Regions from separate parts of the Homo sapiens genome. Here regions 2, 3 and 4 are each linked to region 1. A link is a loop called in an ENCODE intact Hi-C map of the cell type or tissue named here. Cell type or tissue: GM12878. All regions are shown on one strand. Links, peaks and the distances in the headings refer to the core of each region. The heading gives the core; the rest is flanking DNA. Region 1 overlaps TMEM266 (transmembrane protein 266). Region 2 has its middle 3.0 kb from the start of ISL2. Region 3 overlaps ETFA (electron transfer flavoprotein subunit alpha). Region 4 overlaps SCAPER (S-phase cyclin A associated protein in the ER).

The links. A loop is a pair of places that touch in the nucleus more often than their neighbours do. Peaks named below come from ENCODE experiments on the same cell type or tissue, not always from the same donor. Only the 100,000 strongest peaks of a DNase experiment are listed, where the experiment ranks them.
Region 2: a loop joins it to region 1, with 2.6 times the contacts of the local background. A loop is called at or near these places in 69 of 110 quality-filtered maps.
Region 3: a loop joins it to region 1, with 5 times the contacts of the local background. A loop is called at or near these places in 17 of 110 quality-filtered maps.
Region 4: it touches region 1 in a loop (16-fold over the local background); 15 of 110 quality-filtered maps call a loop at or near these places.

What each region holds. Positions count from the first base shown.
Region 1 is chr15:76,188,622-76,193,051 of GRCh38, reverse strand. It overlaps TMEM266 (transmembrane protein 266), which reads right to left. Exons shown (of 11, transcript NM_152335.5): 9 at 895-1,084. Among named protein-coding and RNA genes, the nearest start is that of ETFA, 120 kb to the left of the region's middle. RefSeq lists an enhancer at 1,951-2,020 and a silencer at 2,802-2,955. In GM12878, for the core only: a CTCF peak has its summit at 2,117 (motif pointing left); DNase peaks (open chromatin) are centred at 1,831 and 2,061; H3K4me3 peaks cover 564 bases; H3K27ac peaks cover 583 bases.
Region 2 is chr15:76,331,588-76,336,017 of GRCh38, reverse strand. No RefSeq gene overlaps it. Among named protein-coding and RNA genes, the nearest start is that of ISL2, 3.0 kb to the left of the region's middle. In GM12878, for the core only: a CTCF peak has its summit at 1,991 (motif pointing right); no DNase peak of the experiment used is centred there; H3K27me3 peaks cover 191 bases.
Region 3 is chr15:76,282,945-76,287,374 of GRCh38, reverse strand. It overlaps ETFA (electron transfer flavoprotein subunit alpha), which reads left to right. Exons shown (of 12, transcript NM_000126.4): 6 at 894-1,004; 7 at 1,637-1,738; 8 at 3,550-3,618. Among named protein-coding and RNA genes, the nearest start is that of ETFA, 26 kb to the left of the region's middle. In GM12878, for the core only: a CTCF peak has its summit at 1,951 (motif pointing right); a DNase peak (open chromatin) is centred at 894; H3K27ac peaks cover 553 bases.
Region 4 is chr15:76,839,098-76,843,527 of GRCh38, reverse strand. It overlaps SCAPER (S-phase cyclin A associated protein in the ER), which reads left to right. Exons shown (of 32, transcript NM_020843.4): 5 at 1,597-1,794. Among named protein-coding and RNA genes, the nearest start is that of SCAPER, 64 kb to the left of the region's middle. In GM12878, for the core only: a CTCF peak has its summit at 2,465 (motif pointing right); a DNase peak (open chromatin) is centred at 2,484.

The sequences.
Region 1 (4,430 bases), core at 969-3,468:
AGGCCTCTTGCCTCCCCAGCTGCTCAGCCTGCCCGGCTGCGTCCTCACTGCCCTGCAGGGGACACGGCATGCCAAGGCAGAGTGGCTCCTGGATGAAGCTGGGGTTTTGGGTCCCACAGCCCGAGTTCCCAGCCCAGTACCACCATTTCCTGGCTTGGGTGGCCCCGTGCAATTCCCGAAACCTCTGAGCCTCGCAGCAGCCCTGTGAGGAAGCCTCAGTACTGCTCCTACTTGACAGCTGGCAAAACTAAGGCCCCAAGAGAGTCCCATCACATAACTGGCTGACAGAAGAGTTGGGATTTGAATCTCGAAATAACTCCCTTCCATACAGGACCCTACCCTGGGCTATCGCTCGTGTTCCCATCTCCACCAACATCACCGTCTCGTGAATTCTCACCGTCTGCAAGGCTCAAGCTCTGGGCTACTGTGGCCCCGGGCCTGGACTTGTTTGGGCCCCAGTAGGTGGTAGTCCAGTAGGAAGCCCCAGACCTCTGTCTGGAAGCCTGGCTCTGCCACTTATTAGCGATGCGCCTTTGGACGGCTTTCCTGGGTCTCGGTTTCTTCAGCCATACAACAGAAAAGTCACACCTCCTCCTCCGGCTACCGCGAGGACAGGGAAGACACCACACACAACGCACGCCAGTGGCCACAGGCATGAAATGGGGACGAGTCATTTCTAGTTTGGGTCGGTGGCTGGACTACATGCTCTCTCCTGGGCTCTGACAGGCAGTACCGAGGCTACTGATCTGAGCGTGTCCCCCAATCACGAGTGAAGGAGGGGCACACACCTGAAAGGAACCCCATCCACTCTGCGCACAGTCCCGGGGCGCGAGAGGGAGGCGAGGGGGATCCCCGGCCGTGACACTCTGGGGCCGGGTGGAGACCCGGGCTTACCTTGCGAGGGCTGCAGCTCCTCCACGACGCTCTCGGCCGCCGTCTCCTCGTCCCACGTGCCGGCCTCCAACACTTTGAAGCGGCTGCGCGGCTGGCTGAGCACGTGCGGGGCCTGGAGCGCCGCTTCGCGCTCGGCAGCCAGGTCCAGGTCCTGCTGCGCCAGGTGCGCGCGCAGCTGCCGGATCTCAAACTGCGGAGGGAGACGGGCAAGGCTGAATCAGCGGCGAGGGGCCGGCGGGGGCCTCCAGCCTGACCTCTGGGCGCTTTGCTCCTGCATGGGGGCGGGGTGGGGAGGACTGGGCTGAGCCTCCCGCAGCTGGATGATTCCTTAGGAATCTCCCAGCATCGCGGTTCGCAAGAGCTTCTTACGGTTGCGGAGCCTTTTCCAACCTGTGCGATCCTGCGTCTCAGGTGCCTTGCAGTCTGGCCCCCATCTCACGGATGCCCGGGAGAGGAAACACAACGTGTTTCCTTTGTGGAAAGGCCACTGGACGGGGAGTCAGGAGCCCTGGGTGCAAATTCAGTTCTAGCTCTTCGCCCAGATGTGTGACCCCAAGGGGTGCTCGACAACATGAAAGCCTCTTTCAGAACAGGAAACCTCAGGACACCCAGGGCCCCCGTCCCAGCCTGGGGGACCCCATCCTGGCGTCACTGCCCGCTGGTCTGAACACTGGCTCGTTTTCTCCACGAGGAGGCACCCAGGACCAGACCGATTCAGTCCAAGCCGTGTGGCTTCCTGGCCCTGTGGCCTTGAGCAAGTCCCGTCACCTCTCCAGCCTAAGTTTCCTTTTCTGTAAAATGGGGTTTTCACCTCTTTGAGGACTTGGGTTGCTTCCTCTTAAGGGCTTTCTCCCAGATGGCGTGGCAGCCTATTTGAATTTCCTGCATTGCACTTATCACCTTCTGATATTATTGTGTATTTAATGTTTTGTTGATTTTACTTTTACGAAGGTAAAGCACACTCACAGCTGAAAGCATTCATGAACAATAGGGTGGCCAGGCAGCAACCTGGCCTTGTAAAAGCTGCACACATTTTAATTTTGTTTTACTTTCTGTTGGGGAAAGCTTCTTGGAAAGGCTTCCAGATACCTCTTGGGTTTGTGGGTGAGATGGCTGTTCACGCGCCAAGGCCTTCATGGGACATCTGGGCCAACGAGGAGTTTAGGTCTGACACTGCAGGTCCCGGCCGCGGGCTCGCGGGAAGGAGAGCCTTCACCGCCACCTAGTGTTCCCCGCACGCCTCGCACCGCTTCTAAACGGAGCGAGTCGGGAGGGCGGACAGAGAAATACCACGCCCGGGCGCCCTGCCTAAGAGGTCACCTACTTACCAATGCCGCGCAAATGCACCTCGCCAGCCCTGACCCCTCAAACTGGGGTGTCAGACTCTCATCGCCAATGCCTCCACGACAGTATCACTTTCACAGGAGTTGCAAAATCAATCTGGTCAAAGCAGGACTCCTCACTGTCTCTCCAAACCTGTTCCTCAAGTGTTTTTATCTCATTTTAGCTGGAGCCAAAAATGCAATCACCTTCCTTGCTTCCTCCCTTTCCCCCACCCCAACATCCCATCCATCCCCCAAGTCCAGCAGCTGTCCCGCCTCCCTCCACCTCCACTGCCAGCTCTGGCCCCTACAGCCGTGGCTTCTGTGTCCCTCTGCCATCACTCCAACAGGACTCAGGGGGACTCTCCCACACCCAGGTCAGATCATGACACTCCTGTCCATAAACCTCGATGGTTCGCCACCCCACCTGGGAGACAGCCCGAGCTCCTTAGCTTTGGCTTACAAAGCACGTGCACCATCTGGCCCTGCCCACCTGACCAACTTGTCTCATCCTCTCTCCCGTGACCTGACCCCAAGACGCAATCCTTCTTCTGGTTCTGTAAAGATACCAAGCATGCGCTGGTCTCAGGGCCGCGTTCTCAGCTGCTTCCTCTGTCCCAGATCACACGGTGGCCCCCCTCAGAGGGGCCTTCCCTGACCCACCACCTAGGGCAGCCCCCCAGGCACTCAGTTGCATCAGCCTATCTGAATTCTCTGCATTGAACTTATCACCTTCTGATATTATTGTGTATTTATTTTAATATTTTGTTGATTTTACTTTTATGAACGTAAAACACATACAACTAAAAGCATTCACCAACAACAGGGTGGCCAGGCAGCAACCTGGCACTGGACAGCCTCCCAATGTCAGTGTCTATAGGTTCGGTCTCTGGGACTGCAGGTTTTCAGCTTCCTGCCTGAGGCTATAATTTTGGTTGCCTCTGTGCTGGGAGTAGGGCAGGGGAATAGGGCAGAGGGTCCCACTTTTAGGGGGAAAGATTTTCATTTAATCCTCATTTTCAGCCCTCCACCTTTCCCCAGGTCCCTGCCTAACCCAGTGCCCACATGCAGAGCCCCCTGGTTCATTTTCTCCCAAGGACAAACCCCTTGACTCTTGCAGGGTGGGGGAGCTCAGTCTCCTGGCCATGCAGGATTTGGGAGGGTGTCTTGGGATCTCAAATATTATGCATGCAGACCTTTAGCCACCCCCACCCAGTGTCAGCTTCACACTACACCCCCTTCCTCCCAGACTCTCAGGGGTTCCGAGGGGAAAAGTACCCCATTTCCCTCACTGTCCTCCTCTGTGAGCACTTTAGTGACACATGCCCCACTCTGTTCAATCAGTTGCCACTTTCTTGTCTAGTCTTCATTTCCCCGCAATTCACTAAAACCTCTTTCCTCTTTGTCCTGATGGACAAGACTTAAAGAGGCCTTCCTTCCTTCCCTCCTTCTTTCCTTCCTTCCTTCCTTCCTCCCTCCCTCCCCTCCTTCTTTCTCTGCTCCCTCTTTCTTTTTTTGAGACAAGATTGTCACGATGGACAGAGACCTACCCTTCCTTCCTCCCTTCCTCCCTTCCTTACTTCCCTCCTTCCCTTCCTCCCTCTCTCCTTTCTCTTTCTCTGTCTTTTTCTTTCTTTCTTTTCTGAGACAAGGTTTTACTCTGTCTGCCACACTAAAGTGCAGTGGCATGATCATAGCTCACTGCAGCCTTGTACTCATGGGTTCAAGTGATCCTCCCACCTCAGCCTCCTGAGTAACTGGGACGACAGGCACATGCCCGGCTAATTTTTTTATTCTTATATTTTGTAGGGACAAGATATATTTTGTAGGGTCTTGCCATGTTGCCCAGACTGGTCTCAAACTTCTGGACTCAAGCAATCCTCCACCTTCCTCAGCCTCCCAAAGTGCTAGGATTACAGGTGTGAGCCACTGTACTTGTCCAAGAGATAGTTTCTTAATTCTTATGCATTTATGATTTTGTTCTTTACTATCATTCCATTGGGGTTTGGGGAAGGAAATCAGATAAATATTTGTGATCATGCTTGATATGGTTTGGCTGTGTCCCCACCCAAATCTCATCTCGAATTGTAGTTCCCATAATCCCCATTTGTCGTGGGAGGGACCCAGTGGGAGGTGATTGAATCTTGGGGGTGGTTACTCCCATGCTTTCTCATGATAGTGAGTGAATTCTCACAAGATCTGATGGTTTAGTTT
Region 2 (4,430 bases), core at 1,019-3,518, 140 kb before region 1:
CTTGCTGCTGCTGCCGCTGCTGCTGCCCCTCCTCCCTCTCCTCCACCACCACCTCCTCCTCCTGCTCCACTTCCTTTTTTTTGTTGTTTTGTTTTGCTTTTAATTTGTTGCTGTTGTTGTTTTAAATGTAACATGGACTTCCCCGCCCCCTCATTTTTCCCCCATCCAAATGGCATAGCTCCTTTTAGGAACACTGCTGGGGTCGATTGCGTGTCCAACTTCCAAAATAAAAGATTTTTCTAAACTCTTGTCCTTCATTAACAAACCCACTGCAATGCAAATAATCAGAAACGAACGTAAGGCGCTGGGTAATTTACAGTGGTATCTGCGAGGCGGCGGCTCGTTGGTCCTGAGAAAATCTGAGAGCTCTGAGCACAGTCCAGGCATTCTTTCAAAGAAATCGCTGTGGGTTTTGTTTGAAAGGGTTCAAAGACCGGCCCATGAATTATAAATAACATTTATCCAACCATGGTGTCTGTTCTTGTTTTCCCATTAAAAGGAGTACCAAGAACTTGGTGTGCGCCTGGGTGGGGCGCGAGGTGAAACGCCTGCGGATAAAGTGTCTCCACCGCCATTCCAGACCCTGCCCAGACCTTCGGGCTTGTGGGCCTGAGGGCGCGGTCGCTACTGCCGTTCTACTAAGAGCATGAGGTTGGTTGGCGTCGAAACGGATGCAGCCGAGGGCGCAGGCCGAGGCTTTGCAGAAGGCTAGGGCGAGGCCCCGAGTGCACGCTAACATTATTCGACCATGGTCCACGGTGAACGTTCCTCACCGGCCCCGCGCTGGGGCGAGCGCTTTAAGCCTCGTCCAGTAGCGTCCGGCTTTTGAGCTCCGCCTCCACCTTTAGGAGGTCTAGTCTTCTCACCGGTCCGGCTTTTTTTTTTTTTTTTTTTTTTTTTTTTTTGAGATAGACTCTTGCTGTGCCGCCCAGGCTGGAGTGTAATGGTGCGATCTCGGCTCACTGCAACCTCCGCCTCCCGGGTTCAAGCGATTCTCCTGCCTCAGCCTCCTGAGTAGCTGAGATTGCAGGCGAGCGCCACCACGCCCCGCTAATTTTTGTATTTTTAGTAGAAACCGGGTTTCACCATGTTTGTCAGGCTGGTCTCGAACTCCTGACCTCGTGATCCGCCCACCTCGGCTTCCCACAGTGCTGGGATTACAGGCGTGAGCCACCGCGCCGGGCCACCGGACCGGCTCTTGTTACAGTTTACCACCCGTTGGCCAATAGGCCATTTCTTGCGTCTTTAGTCAACAGTCCCCCAAAGAGCGCTCACCCTGAGTGTGTGCGGGCAGGTCAGGGGTTGGGGGATGCTGCGTTTGAATGAATGTGTTTATGTAAATGGGGGACAAGAGCGAGGGGGTGGGTATCTGTGCCTGAGGCTGTGCCAGGACACCTGTGTGACCTCAGGCATCTTATTTTAATTCTCCTTCCCTCAGTTTCCTCATCTGTAAAATGGGGGTATAATAATTGTAGCTATCTCTATTACATAATAATTAAATAAACTGTTCTCTGGAAAGGGCTTAGAGCAATACCTAGCACAGAGTAAGTGCTCCATATGTGTTAATTATGACAGTTATGACTGTGGCTGTATCTTTATGTTGGGAGCCTCTGCCCACCCTGCCTGCGTGTGTCTGGATGGGGAGGGGAGGTCTAAGTATGTCTCAGTATGTGTCATCTGATGATTTCTTTGTGATTTCGATGTGTGCTTGCTGTGTGTGTGTCTGCTGTGTAGATGGGGTTTGGAGATGTGTGGTCTGTGCATAGACTTTGTGTACAGGTTATATCTGTGAATGTGGGTGCACAGTCAGAACTGGGAGGGGACTCGGTGTGTGTGTCTGCATGTGGAGTGAGGAGGTGCGTCTGGCCCAATGGCCCTACCCTTAGGTGACCCTGGACTAGGCCTGGCTCCCAGCACCTACTAGCTCTTGCTCGCCAGGCCAGGAGCAAGCACATCTATAATTCAGGGGTTCAGACAGCTGGCCAGGAGGGGGCAGCCCCAGGCTGGAATCGTAGTCCCAGCTTTTAACCGTCTCCTGCCCAGAGAAACTCTTCCTTCCCGTCCAGAAAAACCTGTCCTTTGAAACTTCACTAGGGAGGTGGGGATTGGAGAGGGTCACCCCTCCTGGGATGCTAGGAAGCCAGGTCAAAACAAATATTTGTTCAGGGCCACCATGTGCAAAGTCCTTGTTGTTAGCCTATTAGGTCTTAAAAGTAATGCCATGTGGTGAGTAGTATTGGGCCCCTCCAATCCTCGAGGAAACTGAGGCTCAGAGAGGGGAAGTTACTGCCTCAGGTCACAGGTTAAATCATTGCTGGCATTGAACCCAGGTCTATCTGGCTCCATCTTGCTTGCTTTTTTCACTGTGCCATTGAAGAGCCACATGAGTGTAGCTCCATCATTCACCCATTTCACATCTCTGGAGCTGTAAAACCAGGGATCCATTTCAAAATCACTCCATGTGTGACTTCTGGTCACAGCCACCCCTGAGAGACCAGCACTGACATGGGAGAAGAAAACACCTGCACCTGCTGGGCACGGCCACAGGCACCATTGATGTGGCCCTACCCTGGTTCTCTGCCTCCTGGCTGCTCCCTTCTCAGGTATGGAGGGGCCACACACTCTCCACATCCCAGGCTGGCATGCAGGAGACCTGGGTGCCTCCTATCCTGGGTCTTAGATCACTTTCTCCTTATCAGGAATGGCAGCTTGAGCTCCATAGCTATGCTTTATCCCATAAAACTAGCCTGTACTGGGGAGAGTTCAGAAGCACAGAGAAGTCTCCCTGATTATTTTCTCCCCAAAACCTCCTCTACCACATCACTTACAAAGGCACAGCCCCATGCACAATGTCCAGCCAACACAGAGGAAGCTGTTGCTAGTGTGGGAGCATCAGTCCTACTGTGAATATCAGGAAGGAAACTGAGGCCTGGTGACCTGTTACCCAGCATGTGATGGAGATGGAGCCGGAAGCCAGGTCCCCTAACCCAGGCCAGACCTCTTCCTGCTGGACTCCCTCTGGATGATCTTCTGCTGTCCAGGGCTGAGACCTTGCTGCCCAGCTTAAGTCACTGGACCAGGCTTCTCCTCTTGCTCCAGGCTCCATCCCCCTCCATTCTCCTTCTGCCCCACTCCCAAAGGCTTTTACTCTTCTCCAAAGGTAGTTGGAGATGTTGAATACAGCAGGCCAGAGACAGCCTCAGCATCCACATCTTCACCCACCACAGGCATCTGAGAACTTGCTTTTGAGATAGGGATGGAGCACCATGTTTCAAAGAAGAAACTAAGGCCTGGGGGCAGGAAGAAACTTGGCAAGTCAAGGTCAGGCTTCAGGCTTCCTGACATCCAAGACCCATGCTCTCTCCCCAGCTTTGCCTGCCTCCCCAACCCCAGATTCCCTTTGAGCAAACAGGTACCCACAGGCACTGCTGGGCCCCTCTCACTCCTTCCTGAGTCCCCTTCTCTCTTCCCTAAGTTACTGAGCACGTGCTGTAGCTGGGGCTCTGGGCTAAGCAGCCGTATGAGGTCTCATTAAAGTGCCCACCAATCTCCTGAGCAGGAATGGCCACATAATTTGCAGATCCCATTGCAAAATAAAAATGCACGACCCTTTGTTTAAAAAATTATTAAGAATTTCAGGCCGGGCGCGATGGCTCACACCTGTAATCCCAGCACTTTGGGAGGCCGAGGTGGGCAGATCACAAGGTCAGGAGATCGAGACCATCCTGGCTAACATGGTGAAACCCTGTCTCTACTAAAAATACAAAAAAATTAGCCGGGCGTGGTGGTGGGCGCCTGTAGTCCCAGCTACTCGGGAGGCTGAGGCAGGAGAATGGCGTGAATCTGGGAGGCGGAGCTTGCAGTGAGCCGAGATTGCGCCACTGAACTCGAGCCTGGGCGACACAGCGAGACTCAGTCTCAAAAAAAAAAAAAAAAAAAGGGAGGGGGGAGGGATAGCATTAGGAGATATACCTAATGTTAAATGACGAGTTAATGGGTGCAGCACACCAACATGGCACATGTATACATATGTAACTAACCTGCACGTTGTGCACATGTACCCTAAAACTTAAAGTATAATTTAAAAAAAGTTTGAGTATTTATGTATGTGTATGTGCATGTACATGCACAGAAAAAAATCTTGAAATATAATCATCAAAATTTTCAAAAAAAAAATTTCAATGGCCAGGGGCAGTGGCTCACACCCATTATCCCAGCACTTTGGGAGGCCGAGGCAGGTGGATCAATTGAGGTCAGGAGTTTGAGACCAGCCTGGCCAACATGGCAAAACCCTGTCTGTACTAAAAATACAAAATTTAGCCAGGTGTGGTGGCGCATGCCTGTAGTCCCAGCTACTCGGGAAGCTAAGGCATGAATCACTTGAACCCGGGAGGCAGAGGTTGCAGTGACCCAAGATCGTGCCACTGAAC
Region 3 (4,430 bases), core at 807-3,306, 94 kb before region 1:
GCAACATAATAAGACCCTATCTCAAAAATAAATAAATAAAATAAATTAGCTAGGCATGTTGGCATATGCCTGTAGTCACAGATACTTGGGAGGCTGAGGTGGGAGGATTGCTTGAGCCAGAAGGTCGAGGCTATGGTGAGTTGTGATCATGCCACAGCACTCCAGCCTGGGCAACAGAGCAAGACCCTGTCTCAAGAAAAAGAAAAGAAATTCATTTCAGTGTCTCTTCAGTTGATTTTTTGCTTAGCACACTGGTCTCTAGTGGGGTCGGAGAAGGCAGTGAACTCTTCGTTTTTTGCCTGATTAAAGTTGTGTATTCCAGTATGAATGGCTAATTCTGAAATTAGACTTTTCATCTTCCATAATGTTTGAGGGAAAATATTTTGTCATGGTTTAGGTTACTGTTAATGTGATAGCTAATCCAGAGTGTCTCAAATCCTCTTAAAATCTTAGCACATTCATACCTGTTCTTTATGACCTATTGTGTTTTCAAGATATTCCTCCTTTAGCATGCACAGTAGCTACATTCTTCCTAAGTTGTTGCAGCTCATAGTTTTGAGTTACTGATTGTATTGTTTTTGGAGAAGGAAGCTTTGTTCATATTCCTTTTAGAGGTGTAGTGTACCTTCTTAGTGTGGATGCCTGTTCGAGTTTCTTCCTTCTAGGTGTGGTAGTACCTGTCCTGCTTTTAAAGACATCCAGGGTTATACAGATATCTGCTGATATGTTTCTTCACCGTTATGGTTCATTTTTTCCTATACTTAATAGAGTTAGAAGACAACTGGTCAATAGTTATTTCTTGCCTTGTCTGTGAAGTAAATTCCAAGCATCAAAGGAGTGCTAGTTTTGTTGCCTTTTGCTGTTGCTTTTAAGAAATAGATTGTATGTTTCAGGAAATGCTCTATGTACAGTGAAGTGTGATGAGAAAGTGAAAGTGTTTTCTGTCCGTGGAACATCCTTTGATGCTGCAGCAACAAGTGGCGGTAGTGCCAGTTCAGAAAAGGGTGAGTGTTCATTTGGAGTTTTTTTGTTTTGTTTCTTACTTTTTTAATTCATAGACTGTATTATAATAAGAGATGACCTCTGCCTACATTTCTAATGAATAGTATTTGAAAGTTCAATTTAAATGATATTCCCAAGCTTATACAAAAATAATAAATATGTATAACTTACATCTTTTTCACATTATCTTTGGTACTAGGATAGTTGCTTTGGTAGATCAAGGGAGTGGGAGACAGAGGATCTATTAAGATTAAGCTTTTTTACTCTTGTCACTGTTTCCTATTATATTTGGGTGATTCAGTATAACAGAAGAATGTAATAGGAAACGTGTGGAGGGTGTCACACTTTAACATATATAGTGTCTTATTTGAACCTCATAGAAAGAAAGTTATTCTATATTCAGACTCAGAGAATTGAATGATTTCTGGAGTCATACAGCTAATGTGGCAAAGGCTGGAATCTAGTCTCCTTAAGTCTTTCCATTATCAGAGAGAATTAATTAGGAGCACTGAAAATTCACAGTAATTAACTTAAATTTCGTGGAATTATATACTTGTGTGTTTCTCTTGAAAATAATTCTTGTTATAGAACTTGAAATCATAGTCATTGTTTTATTATGTATTAATGTATGCAGCATCAAGTACTTCACCAGTGGAAATATCAGAGTGGCTTGACCAGAAATTAACAAAAAGTGATCGACCAGAGCTAACAGGTGCCAAAGTGGTGGTATCTGGTGGTAAGTGAAATATTAATCTTAAAAGATGTAAATTGAAAATACTTTGATTTTTTTTTTTATTTTTAGTATTTATTTTAGAAGTACACAGATCTTTTTCAAATGTAAGAAGTTGGGAAGTTTGGGATATTATTCCCATTTAACCAATTAGGAAAATGAAATTATGAGCATAATACACAGTTTGGGGTTTCTGTTGCACACCTAGTCACTGGCACCAGGGGGAGCATGGTATAAATCTTATCTGCATAACTTTGCCACTTGGTGCCATCTTATTGATGGACTTCCATGAATTCTGCAGAGTATGGTTGGCTTCTCAATTATAGATAGAACTGGCTTGAATTTCAGGGCCATCTTGTGTATAATTCCTACCCTTCTTTCCACTTGGAAAGATTTCCAGAGTTGTCCATGTCTTTGTGTATAACTCTTTAAAAAGTTTCTTAACATTTAATATCAAAACTGTTAATATTGCATAAGACATGCTTATTTTTATACATCATGCTCCTTGTCTTTAAAAACAATGATTTTTTTATGGCCCACTGACTAACTTTTTGAAAAAATAAGGACTGTTATGCTTTTTAAATCCTTGCAATTAAACATCCAACAAAATAAGCTTTCAGACAGCCTTCTATTGCAAGTATCATTGAGAAAAAAAAATTAATATTTTGAAGTGATATATCTGACTTGTTTTTCGTTTTCTTTTTTTCTTTTTGAGATGGAGTTTCGCTCTTGTTGCCTAGGCTGGAGTGCAATGGCACAATCTCTGCTCACCGCCACCTCCACCTCCCAGGTTCAAGCGATTCTCCTGCCTCAGCCTCCCGAGTAGCTGGGATTACAGGCATGTGCCACTACGCCCAGCGCGGTGACTCACACCTGTAATTCCAGCACTTTGGGAAGCCGAGGCGGGTGGATCACCCGAGGTCAAGTGTTCGAGACCAGCCTGGCCAACATAGTGAAACCCCGTCTCTATTAAAAATACAAAAAATTAGCTGGGCATGGTGGTGGATGCCAGTAGTCCCAGCTACTCAGGAGGGTGAGGCAGGAGAATTGCTTGAACCTGGGAGGCAGAGGTTGCAGTGAGCCGAGATCGCACCATTGCATTTCAGCCTGGGCAACAAGAGTGAAACTCCTCCTAAAAAATAAATAAATAAATAAATAAAAATAATAATTTTGTATTTTTAGTAGAGACGGAGGTTCTGCATGTTGGTCAGGCTGGTCTCGAAATCCTGACCTCAGGTGATCCGCCCACTTCAGCCTCCCAAAGTGTTGGGATTACAGGTGTGAGCCACCGAGCTGGGCCCTGACTTGTTTATTCACTTATTTATTCAAGAAATGTATATTGGTTATCTGTTCTATGACAGGCTTATTGCCAAGTGCTGGAGAAACAGATGAAAAGGCAGAATGTTCTTCCTCTCGAGGAGTTTAAAGTCCTTGAGATGACTCCCATTCAAATAATAACTTTATTCAGTCATTCAGAGAAATTTATTGAGCATCTATTATATGTAGAGTTTTGCTAAATATTGCAGATATGGCAGTGACCAAGATAGATATAGATCCTGAAATTAAAGAGTTTTTATTCTAGTGGGAAAAAAACTCATATTAATTACACAATTAGTTAACTAGGTAATCATAGTAGTGTTGAATGCTTTATAGAAGTATAGGAGTGTCAGAGGCCAGAAAAGGTTTATAGAGGAGGTGACATGCTTAATATGGCAGTTACATAATATGAAAATTTACTCCAGTATATAAAATAGCAAAATTGTTCCAGAATGTATTTGATGTTTGCCTAATTTTTTTTTTTCATCTTTTTAAATGAGGTCGAGGCTTGAAGAGTGGAGAGAACTTTAAGTTGTTATATGACTTGGCAGATCAACTACATGCTGCAGGTAAAGTTATTTTCCTTAGTAGAAAGATATTCCCTTTTTGTTGGAAATATTTTTTCTTCATTATTTCATTTTTGTGTAAGTCTTTCAGCCCTACAAATTATTTTACTTTTCCGGATTTTTCAGTTTTTCTCTCTGAACCAGTTTTTCTTAAGCCTCCAAGTAAATGGTATATAGCATTCAGTGAGGAGAAGGCCTCCTAGTATCTCTTACCTTTGCCTAATCTTAGTAGGTTTTCTTTTTTCTTCACTTTAAAAATAATGAAATGGGCCAGGCGCAGTGACACACACCTGTAATCCTAGCACTTTAGGTTGCTGAGGCAGGAGGACTGCTTGAGCCCAGGAATTTGAGACCAGCCCTAGCAATGTAGTGAGACCCCATCTCTACAAAACGTTTAAAAATTAGCCAGGCATATTGGTGTGTGCTTGTAGTCCCAGGTACTCAGGAGGCTGAGGTGGGAGGATTGCTTGAGCTTGAGAGGTGGAGGCGACAGTGCACTGTGGTCGTGCCACTGCATTCCAGTCTGGGCAACAGAGTGAGACCCTGTCTCAAAAATAATAAAAGACAAAATAATGAAATGTTAGTTTCAGTGCCTACTTCAGATTCAGGAATACCCTGGTTTTTCATCTTTTTTTTGGTGGTCTTAATATAACTCTTATACAAATAGAAATACATTTAAAGTTTTTAAGTTTGTAGTTAAAAATATAGAATTGTAGTTAACCATTTATAGGTAAGGTAGAACCTATTGCTAAAAGTACATTGATGAGAAGGGAGTGATGTTTTTTGAAAAACCAAAAAAATTTAAGCCAGGCACA
Region 4 (4,430 bases), core at 1,177-3,676, 650 kb before region 1:
TACTGTTTGCTAGATGCATGTCAAACGCTCTGTGAACATTGGAGCAGAAATTGAAAGATTGAGTTCTAGTTTCAGTTCTGTCATTCTTTTAACTTTGTCAGGCAATTCAGTCTGAGCCTCAGTTTTGTCATCTACAAAATAGGAATAGTAATATTTGTCCTGTCACAGCTTGTTGTGATGATTAAATGATAACTATGTTTTCAAAAACCCTTTATAAAATATATTTTCTGCCCTTCTGGAATCTTTGTAAATAAAAGCCTTGGATAGAGCAGTCACACGTAATGATAGAAACAGCTTAACCCCAAGGCATTATTGCCCGTTGTACATTATAAGAAAGGATGGTAAAATATTTGAATGATATACTTTATGATTTTAATTACTCATGATTATGAATGCTATACATATATACCACATTTTATGGATGTGTTATAAATTCATAAACAGGTAGGGATGAATGGTAGTAGTTTTGATAATTTCATAAGATTAGCGTCTGGATTCACAGGAAGCTGCTAGTCCTTTGCTGATCAATGTAGAAAAAAACTTTGGGAAGGAAGTATAATTCAGGAAACTTCCTAAGTTAATTTTAACTTTGAATGGTATATAGAAAGAAATGAGGTGGTCTGGAATATCTGGTAAAGAGCTATCAGCACTGAACCTCAGCCAACAGTCTAATGGTAAGCCAGCAGTGTAATTGTAGAGCTGTAATTAGAAGATGGTCTCCTGTGGCAATGTGACCTTGAACAACTCAGCCTCTGAACCTCAATTTATTAATCTGTAAAGTGGAGGTAATAATACATACTCTAAGAAGTGTATGAAGAGGGTCAAGAGATATGTTAAGTTGATTTATAATATACAGTTGTTCCTCAGTATCCATGGGGGATTGGTTTCATGATGTCTGTATTAGTCTGTTTTCATACTGCTGTAATGAACTGCCTGAGACTGGGTAATTTAAAAGGAAAGAGGTTTAATTGACTCACAGTTCAGCATGGTTGCGGAGGCCTCAGGAAACTCATACAATCATGGCAGAAGGCGAAGAGGAACCAAGGCACCTTCTTCACAAGGTGGCAGGAAGAACTGCCCAGCGAAGTGAGGAAGATCACCTTATAAAACCATCAGATCTTGTGAGAACTTACTATCATGAGAACAGCATGGGGGAAACTGCCCCCATGATTCAGTTACCTCCATCTGGTCTCTCCCTTTACACGTGGGGATTATGGAGATTATAATTCAAGATGAGATTTGGGTGGGGACAGAAAGCCTAACCATATCAATCTCCCATGGATATCAGAATGTTTGGATGTTCAAGTCCCTTATATAAAATGGTGTAGTATTTGCATATAACCTATGCATATCCTCCCATATACTTTAATCTTTAGATTGCTTATAATACCTAATGCAATGTAAATGTTATGTAAATAGTTGTTATACTGTATTGTTTAGAGAATAATGATAGGAAAAAAGTCCATACATGTTCAGTACAGATGCTTTTTATTTCTGGAGTAGTTTTGATTTGTAGTTGATTGAATCTTTATAAAAAATCCAGTCCCTGGAAGCCCTTTTATTTATTTATTTTCATGTTTTATTTTACTTCACCAGAGTACTGCAGTGGACTGTAAAATAACATCGTCTACGACTGGAGATAAACACTTTGATAAAAGTCCCACTAAAACAAGGCACCCTCGGAAAATTGATCTAAGAGCTCGATACTGGGCATTTCTTTTTGATAATCTTCGCCGAGCAGTAGATGAAATCTATGTAACTTGCGAATCAGATCAGAGTGTGGTCGAATGTAAGGTAAGGTTTGCTTTGAGGCCTTGTAATCCATTTGAACTCAGATTCTTGAATTTTTGCTACATGTGACTTGATCTTTTTTTTTTCTTTGAGATGGAGTTTTGCTCTGTCGCCCAGGCTGGAGTGTAGTGACGCGATCTTGGCTCATTACAACCTCTGCCTCCCAGGTTCAAGTGATTCTCCTGCCTTAGCCTCCTGAGTAGCTGGGATTACAGGCACATGCCACCACACCTGGCTAATTTTTGTATTTTTAGTAGAGACAGGGTTTTGCTGTGTTAGTCAAGCTGGTCTCGAACTCCTGACCTTAAGTGATCCACCCATCTCGGCCTCCCAAAGTGCTGTGATTATAGGCATGAGCCACTGTGCCTGGCCCTGACTGGATCATTTATCTTACTTTTTCTAGTTGTAATAAATTCTGTATGCTTTTCATTTAATTACCTCTTATGAAAAATTGTTCTTTTGATCCATACACTAACATCAGCATTATGCTTCACGTTTTCTTGATTTTGAAGATTTTTTTTGGCATTACCTAATTATATATTTTAGGTTCTGTGAAGGATTTGGTAGAAAGCTGTCTTGACACATAGTTCTGGGCAGGGAATCAAAGGGTTGGATACACACACAACATTATTTTTAAAATTCTTCTTATCTGTATTCTCCGTTGGTGCTGTAGATGGCACTAGTGAGATTTCACATTCTTTGGTTTCATGTTTAATGTCTAATTGGACATTACTCCCTTTCCATTGAGATACTTATCACTCTTCTAATTCACTTTGGTCAGGGAAAAGTGAGATTGATGGCTAACGATAAACAATCCTGGGTGGGATTGGGATGTCATTGTAAGGTGTGTTTTCTAATTTTAAATAATCTTGTGTTTGTAGTAGGATATTAAACAGACACATGGTGTAGAGTGTCTCTATCTAAAAAGCCTGGCCTTTTAGTAAGTAGAGACTTTATACCATATTACTTTTTACTGAATAAAACTATTTTGAGGAAAACCAGAGTGATACATGTTTACAGAAATATTAAAGAGATAACTTCTGTTTTTATGATGAACATGGTTGAAAACCCTGGAATTCATTATTTAACCTTTGAAATATATGAGGGGTTAAAGAAGAGTTACATATTGAGACAGCAGCTATGTTTCCTCTTAAATTGGAAACAGTCAAAATAGGTTTTAGACTAACTTAAAAATACTAGTTATCAAAAGCAGGTTTCAAAATGAACAGTAGTTGAAACCATCTAAATATATGTTGTGTGGTTGTTACACTTAAATGTTGTTACTATCAACATACAAAAACTTTTTTTTTTTTTTTTTTGAGGCAGGTCTTTTTCTGTCACCCAGGCCAGAATGTGGTGGTACAAACATGGCTTACGAAGCCTTGACCTTCTGGGCTCAAGCAGTCCTCCTGCCTCAGCCTCCTGAGTAGCTGGGACCACAGGCGTATGCCACCATGCCTGGCTAATTTTAAAAAAATTTTTGTAGCGATGAGGATGCATCATGTTGCCCAGGCTAGTCTTGAACTCCTGGGCTCAAGCGATCCTCCTACCTCAGCATTCCAAAGTGGTGGGATTATAGGTATGAGCCACCATGCCCAGCCACTTTTTATGTTTAAAGAAAAACATTTTTAAGTAAAATCATATTCTTGGAGTATAATGAGTCAGTATGTTGCGGTAGAAGACACTACTGGACTTAGTTTTCTGTTATGCTTTGTAAACTGAGCATTTGGGCTTAGAATATCTCTAGATTACCCCTAGAGATTAATCAAAGCAGCAGTTTCTTTTTTTGTTGTTGTTTAAAAATAACAAATGACTGATTGATGAAATCAAATTTACTTAAAAATATATATACTTTTTGAGTAAAGTGAGATTGACCAATTGCAATGACGTCTTTTTGTGATAAGCAGAAACTTGCACCTGTCTCTGACATGACTGTGTTTTAGGAAGCTAGAACTGGCCACAAGAAAGTGTGGCTTTTATTTCTGGTTCTGTCACTTATTCCAAGCTTTATAAAAGCTTACTAGCAATAGATTTTTTTGTGTGTAAGTTATAGATTAAAAGAATGGAGAAAGTTTCGACAAAGTGAGAGGAATAGAGATGTGTTTTCCATTCTTTATTCTGTGCCAAGATGCTCAAAGGCTTATGCTGAGAAATCTAGGAGTTTAAAAGGTATTTTTATATTCTACTCTTCTCCTCATCCAAGACTTACAGGTGGTGATGTAAGAAGATAAAATTTAACGTTTGGTCTAAGCACATGCTGGGTATATACTAACTAGTTTTCTTGTTTTGTTTTGCTTTATTCTCATTATCAAAGCACTGCCATCCATGATCTCATTTGGTTAGTATCTTTATGAGATACATGACGCAATAATTTTTCCTCATTTTGTACGTGGATTCAGCCATTGTTTTGTTAATGCACTGAAAGATTTTTTCCTATTTGTGATTTTTATCCTTTAGCCTTAGTTAAAATAATCACAGTTCAGTTCTGTGTCTCATATGTAAAATGCAGTTAATAACACATATATGTAATTCACATGGTAAGTATAGCATGATGTGAAAAGTATCTTTCCTGTTTGCCCAGGATTTCTGACTAGATGCTAACTTTGTAATCAAAAGAAGATACATTCCTCATTTTTTGA